Regions from separate parts of the Homo sapiens genome. Here region 1 is linked to region 2. The links are chromatin contacts, found by Hi-C or POLR2A ChIA-PET in ENCODE. All regions are on one chromosome and are shown on one strand. Each heading gives the region's core, a stretch centred on a gene start or an enhancer-like site at or near the end of the contact. The rest is flanking DNA. Distances are from core to core; before and after follow the strand shown.

Evidence for each region. A loop is a pair of places that touch in the nucleus more often than their neighbours do. ChIA-PET counts read pairs that join two places held with the same protein, here RNA polymerase II (POLR2A). Pooled maps may share reads with other maps.
Region 1: a loop to region 2 is called in a map of Caco-2, with 5 times the contacts of the local background. The contact joins two enhancer-like sites. A Hi-C loop is called at or near these places in 2 of 168 maps with a recorded cell type or tissue (Caco-2 and mammary epithelial cell) and 2 of 50 pooled maps. POLR2A ChIA-PET finds 5 or more read pairs at or near these places in 2 of 52 experiments (activated CD4-positive, alpha-beta T cell and activated naive CD4-positive, alpha-beta T cell).

The regions. Positions count from the first base shown.
Region 1 is chr10:103,888,726-103,892,333 of GRCh38, forward strand. It overlaps STN1 (STN1 subunit of CST complex), which reads right to left. Exons shown (of 10, transcript NM_024928.5): 8 at 3,405-3,527; 9 at 347-419. Among named protein-coding and RNA genes, the nearest start is that of STN1, 28 kb to the right of the region's middle. Within about 2 kb of position 1,731, at least 17 of the 41 ENCODE cell types and tissues checked have a DNase peak (open chromatin) inside an H3K27ac peak, as active enhancers do.
Region 2 is chr10:103,793,145-103,796,679 of GRCh38, forward strand. All of the region lies in intron 2 of SH3PXD2A (SH3 and PX domains 2A), which reads right to left. Among named protein-coding and RNA genes, the nearest start is that of SH3PXD2A-AS1, 48 kb to the left of the region's middle. Within about 2 kb of position 1,347, at least 10 of the 41 ENCODE cell types and tissues checked have a DNase peak (open chromatin) inside an H3K27ac peak, as active enhancers do.

The DNA.
Region 1 (3,608 bases), core at 481-2,980, 96 kb after region 2:
CATCAAAACGTCCTAGTGTGGTGACCTCACTGTATCAGAATTCCTTGTCTAGCCCCCACCTCATCCTCTATGGAAACAAAATCCCCAGGGTAGAATCTGGGCTCTGAATGTTCAGAGGGCTCCAAGGTTGAATCTTATGTACAGCCAAGATCACAACAACTGTGCTAGCCCAACACTCCTTTAGAGAGGAGATGGAGGCTCAGGGAGGGCAGGTACTTTGACTATCACCTTTCCAAGTCACTACTGGGAAAAGTCCCGGGTCTCCTGACTCTCCATCCAGTGCTCCCCGGGAGACAGTATCCCCTTCCAGGGCACCAGGGCATCACTTGTACATTATACCACTTACGATTTGGTTTCTGGCAGTCCTGCTGAATGATCCGGTGGATCTTTCTGTGCAGGTCTTTGTCTTCTCTGGTTACCTAAATAGGAAAAATAGTTGAGAGAGAGAGTGTTCTTAGGTAACACAGCAGTTGTGTCATCCAGACTTCCAAATTAGTATTCAGGATAGTTTCTAAAGATTACATAATAATCATCTTCCCTACACCATTAATGTGGTGTTTGATACTTGGCCTAGTGTCAAACCAGTTCTGCCCAGAGGACACGTCCTTGGGAGTTGGTTCATTGGGGCAATGAGGTTAAAACAAAAAAAAAGCTGGAATTGCATACTTTTAAGGGACAACTTTCTTCTTCAACACTCATAACACATTTTTGTTATTTGTTGTTATAGTTTTGAGCGAGGCACAGTGATCAAGGCCTCCAATCTCCACCCCATGACTCCTTCTTCTGGGCCCTGACACCTGTCTTGTGTTGCATCAGTTTTCTTGCTTCTCCCAACCACAAGGAAAAATAAAAGGAGAAAAAAAAAAAAAAAACCCTGCAAGGACAGGCTAGCATGAGAGTAAAGCTAGCCTATCCACTGAAACACATTCTGCTCTCAAAGGTAGACATAACTTAGTCTTTTTCTTTTTCCTTTTTTTTTTTTTTTTTTTTTTTTGAGACGGAATCTCACTCTTATCGCCCAGGCTGGAGTGCAGTGGCACGATCTTAGCTCACTGCAACCTCCGCCTCCCAGGTTCAAGTGATTCTCCCGCCTCAGCCTCCCGAGTAGCTGGGATTACAAGCGTGCACCACCACGTCCAGCTAATTTTTGTATTTTTAGTAGAGATGAGGGTTTCACCATGTTGACCAGGCTGGTCTCGAATGCCTGACCTCAAGTGATTCCACCCGACTTGGCCTCCCAAAGTGCTGGGATTATAGGCGTGAGCCACCGCACCTGGCCAACTTAGTCTTTTTTAACCAGCTCAGATTAAGAGGGAAGCAGCACACAACAGGTTTCACCTTCATGTTCCACAGTGAATCTAGTAACAAAAAAAGAGAGAAAGAGAAAGAAAAAAAAGAAACAGAAAAAGAGAGAGGAAGAAAGGAAGAAAGAAAATAGGCATGCAAACAAATAGCTGTAAGTTTCCTCCTTAAAGACAGCCCAAGAATGCCTGTCTGACCTGCCTTACTGGAGGGGGCATCTTGAGAACACCTGCCTTCTCTCAGCTCACAAGGTTATGACGAAGATTAAACAAGGTCATGTGTGAGAGCTGCTGAACCTAGGAAAGCACTAGGCAAACAGAAGTGTTGACTTATTTTAACCATTTCCCTGAGGCAGGGCTTCAGGAGAAAGGTGACTACAAAGCAGTGGAGAGATGAAGTCAGAGATGGCGACAAGAGATCTATTTGTGCTTGATCACAATGATTCACAGGAGGAAGTACCCAGCCCCACCACGCCTTGCCCTGGACTGCTGCTCCTCAGGAAGGGCTGCTCTCTAAAGGCCTGGGAGGAAAGGTGTGTCCCAGAGCAGGGCTCAAGGTGAGCTGCCCCCATAGCTTCTCCAACTTCCAGGAAGCAACCAACTCCCACCCGGCCTTCCCATGCCAGGACTCCCATCCTGGGACGGTGTGGGAGGCACTCGCCCTTATGTAGACTGGGATACCTGCTTCAAAAGTTATTTAAATGGTATTGTAATTTCTAAAATCTCTCTAAAGAGGGGAGTCACTAGGGTAAATCAACATCAGGAAATGTCATATTAAGAAAAGCTCCCCGTCAGGAATCTTGCCTGTGAATAGTGAGACTTCTGGAATACCACAGAATTTGATCAGTCTCTGGGAGAGCTGCACATAACGGAGTCCACACCCACTGATGTCAGTGGTCCTGAGAAGGCCCATTTCCACCTTAGCTCCTCCCAATATTAAAGGTATGCAGCAAAAGGTGAACTTTTAACTTGAAAGAGTGAGGCAAACAAGCACCTACACTTCTGCTGGGAGTCAACTGGTACAGCCTTCAGGCAGGCCCATCACACTGTGTTGACCAAAAGCTTAAATGGCCATGCCCTCTGCTCCAGCAGCTCTTCTTTTAAGAGTCAATCTTACAGAAATACTGACATGAGTTCACAAATATAGTTGTGCAAAAATAGCCACAGCAACACCATTTGTGACAGCAAAAGTTAGAAATACCCTAAGTACCCATCAAAAAGGAATGTCTAAAAAATACACAACAGGTACCCATAGTATGGAATACCCTGAGGATGTTAAAAAGAACGAGGTAGATTTATAACTACTAATGTGGAAAGGTGCCTGTCATGTGTTATCTTGGTACCAAAAAAGGTACAGAGCATTATTTAGAGTAGCAAGTCTCAATGGTCCCAGGAGATACCCGGCAATGTCCAGGGACATTTTTGGTTGCCACAGTTGGGGTGTTGCTCCTGGTCTCTAGTAGGTGAAGGTCAGGCATGCTGCTAAATATCCTGCAATGCACAGGATAGTTCCCATGGCAATCGATCACCTACCCCAAATAGTGTTCAGATTGAGAAGTGTCAATTTAGAAGATGATCACATTTTTTATAAAGCAAAAAGGTTCTTGCATAAGTCAGGGATTGGAAACAATGAAAAAGCCACAGGAGCACATTTGTATATGTATGCATCTGTAAATGTACAGATAAATGTCTAGAAGGATATACAGTTATCTCTCGGTATACTCAGTGGATCAGTTCCAGGACCCTCAGGTATACCAAAATCCACACACACTCAAGTCCTGAAGTTGGCTCTGTGAAACCTGCATGTACAAAAAGTTAGCCCTCATATGTGGGTTTCACATCTGCAAATACTGTACTTTCCATCTGCATTTGGTTGAAAAAGTCTGCATATAAGTAGACCCATGCAATTCAAACTTGTGTGGTTCATGGGTCAACTGTATTATTAAAAGAGATACCTCGGGGAAGGATAAGGGCCAACTTTCACTTCTGATTTTATGTACCTCCTTAATGATTTTTAAGAATAATTAAGTGGTTATTCATAAGTAATAAATATATTTGTAATTGAAGCTACAAAGAAAAAAAGTTAAGTTGCAAGTGTCTTACATAGTATAGGTTATCAAAACCATCATCTTTCTGGAAAACAAGTCCTTTTTCCTGCAGCAGTTGTATAGCATTCTTAAATATACTATGAATTGCCTTGGAAGTGGTGTCCTTCTTAAAATTCACCTGTAAAGAGAGGAAAAAGAAAAAAGAAAAGAAATAAGTCTCACCTTACGGCACCTGAGAACAACTCCTAGACCAACTGGT
Region 2 (3,535 bases), core at 97-2,596:
CTTTTCTAAAAGAGTAAAACATTAAGATAAGGTTCCCCCTTTATCAAGCCCTTCCTCCTACTGATATCCCTAACCCCCATCTAGAGATGAGTCGGATACCAATCTGGAGTACAGCCTTCTAGATTAAAAAACATTTACATTCATATGCTGGATATGTACCTGCAAAATATAAATCTTGTTCTTGGGTTTTTTTTTATATAATTATTATCATACTATAAGTACTGTTTTGAAACTTGCATTGTTTGTTCAGAATGTTTCTTGGAGATCCACCCATGGATCAGTCTCATTTGCTTTGACTGCTGTACTAAGTGCTGTGAGAATATCACAGTTGACTTAGCAACTCTGTATGGATGGTCTTTTAGGCTGTTTCCCATTTTTGCCATTGCAAACAACATGAGGCTGTCTGTGCCTGCCTGGGACCAGTGAATGACCTCAGTCAAGGCTGATGTTCTCCTCTGTCTAAGGCATGTGAGCATTCACAATGACCCATGCTCAGCACATTCTGGAGCTGGCACTGCCACACCAGGTGTGCTGGAGCTCTCTGCAATCCTTGGTACAAGATCATTCTTAGAACTTAGCAGGTTACCTCCCCAGGCTGTGGCCTCATCGCTTTAGTCTAGGGTCAGTAATCTCGAACAAATTCCCTCAATGATTAAAAGGCAGAGTGCCTGCGGAAGAGACATTTCCTCCTCTTTTCTGCTTTCAGGTTGGTTCTTGGCACACACTGGGATCACCCCAGGTTGATCTCAGCTGAGGCCTGCTTTGGATATTAAACCAAATGAAAGCTTATATAAATTTAATGAATAGAAAAATTAACACAGTTTGTTACCTGCAAAGTGAGGCACTTGGAATAAGAACTCCTCTAACTCTAAAAATGCAATGATCCCATAAAGCTCCGTAAGTGACATCAGTACACACCCACACCCATATACACATTCATTCCAAGGCTGGTTGTTAGTGATTCAGGAATTATAATTTTTCCACCCATCATGAGGTGGGCTGTTGGGGAGCTGGAAAGTGAGTGTGACCCCAGGGTGGGGTGCATGGGTGGAGAGTCTGGAGAGATGAATAAGGAATAGAGAGAAAAGCTTGTCAAAATAGGTTAAGTCCTTCAGAGCCAATGAGCAAACCTGAACAACCCTCTTAACTCTATCTTCCAAGCGGTGCAGGGGAAAATAAAGGGCCTCTCCCAGTTCTGATCAAATATTGACCCTGTGCACTCGCTGGCCAGAGTTCAGACTAAAGCAATAGCAGCATGGTGGAGTCGGTGTTTGCAGAGCAATTACTGTAGCCCAGCGCTTTGTAGGTCAGGTTGTGAAACAACCGTCCATGGAGCCAGGGCTTCAGAGAGTCTTCCGGCCCCTCCTCAGTGGGACCAGGAAGGAGCTGTGCAAGGAAATAGACAAAGGCTGGAAACGTGGTCCAGCCACCCGTGAGAAAGCAACTGAAAAGGGCATCTGCCGCCCCTCCTCCCACCTCAACTGCACCTCCAAGCAACCCAGGCCCTTAATCACCAAATGGGCCTCGACGTTAGGCCCTGTCCTGGTCAGCTTTCCCTGGGACAGGTCCTTTTCCTGGTCAGATAGGGCTGAGTGGTGAGTTATTTTTAGAAGAAACCAATTTCCACTTGGAGACTAAGAGCCTCACCTCTTCCCTGTTCTTAACTTCACATCTGAAAGGCTCTTAGAAGCCCTCTCGGGAACCTGACCTGGTTTCCAGAAGAAGTGTTTGGAATAGCCGCTGAGCTGAAAAGCCCTAAGGATGGGCAAACTGTGCAGGAGAATAATCTCCCTCTTCTTGCCAGGGCCCTAGAAGATTTCAGGGGGCAACTCAGGAAGGGGCTGGGAGGTGACAGATCACTGTAGGGTGGCCAGAAAGCCAGCTCAAGCCTGTTGTGTGTTCAAAGTTGTCTAAGCTACCAGTCTAATAGAATTTTCTGTGATAATAGAAATGTTCCATATCTGCCCAATACACAACCACTAGCCACGGCCGCCACTGAGTACTTGTGATCTAGCAAGTGCAACCAAGGAACTGAACATTTACTTTTATTTCATTTAATTTTTAAAATTTAATTTCAAAAATTTTTAATTAACTTTAATTTAAATAGCCACATGTGGCTAGTGGCCACCGCGTTGGACAGTACAGCTTTAAAGCCTCCGTACCTGGGGGTTCTAAGTGGGCAGCCCCTGCGTGTGAGTCTGGGTCTGAAGGCTCGTGGCAGGAGATATGGGGAGAGAAGAAGGTCTGGAGAAGAGCAGAGGGTGTTATCCTGGTGCTCATGGATGGATTTCAGGCAGGGTATGGATAACCAAAAAGGTTACTAGAATTACAGGTGCACATTCATGCACTTGTCTGGGGAGAGAGTCTTTGGCTTTCATTAGAAGCATAAAAGAGTCTCTCATCTCAAAAGTAAAATAAGATAAAATAACTCACTGATGTGTCAGATAAAACTTACTTCTTCAGGAAGCCTGCCCTGATCCCAGAGTATAAGGTTTCCCTATAATATGTCTATGGCACCTTCCTTTGTTACATCTGGAATGGTGTAAAACAATATTGTTTGTCTTTGTTTTTTAACTAAAATCTGTCTTCCCTCACTAAGCTGTGAGACCCATAAAGGCAGGAACCAGATCTGCTTTGGATCATCAATGTGTCCCAGAGCTGGCACACCGCCTGGATGTACAAGGCAGACACTTAATATTGGAAGGATGGGAAGAAGGAAAGAAGGAAGGGAGGGAGAGAGGGAGAGAGGGAGGGAGGAAAAGGAAGGAAGGAAGGAAGGAAGGAAGGCAGGAAGGAAGGAAGGAAGGAAGGAAACCAGAGACATATTTTACCCTGATAAGAATTCTCAAAAAACAACCAAATCCCCCCAAACTAGAGTGTGGGTGTTTGGCTATGTCACCCTAGGCTGCTGTCACTAATTAAGACCATATGGGGGCCGGGTGTGGTGGCTGATGCCTGTAATCCCAACACTTTGGAAGACCGAGGCGGAAGGATACTTGAGCCCAGGAGTTTGAGACCAGCCTGGGCAACACAGTGGGACCCTGTCTCTACAAAAAATAAAAAAAAAAATTAGCTAGTCATAGTGGCATGCATCTGTGATCCCAGCTACTTGGGAGGCTCAGGCTGGAAGATCTCTTGAACCTGGGAGGCTGAGGCTTCAGTGAGCCATGATCACACCACTGCACTCCAGCCTGGGCGACACAGCGAGACCCTGTCTCTAAAAACTAAATAAATAAAAGTAAAAAAAAAAAAAAAGAGAGAGAGAGAGACCATATGGGCATCTTCTTTGTTCCCTCTCCCAAGAATGCTCTTTCCTTCCTCTTCATCTCATAGCATGTTGCTTGTACCTCAATCTAGTATTTAGTTCATCTACAGTGGACTTAACTGTTTCCAAGTTTGCCTTCCTCACGAGATGTAGACTCCTGGCAGGAAGAGACCTTGTCCTTCTCAAAAGTGTGTTCCTCAGCCTGCGCCACTTCTGCTCTGTACAAAAGCTGCTGCCTGGGGGGCCTCAGCACAGGCCCATCCACTCTTA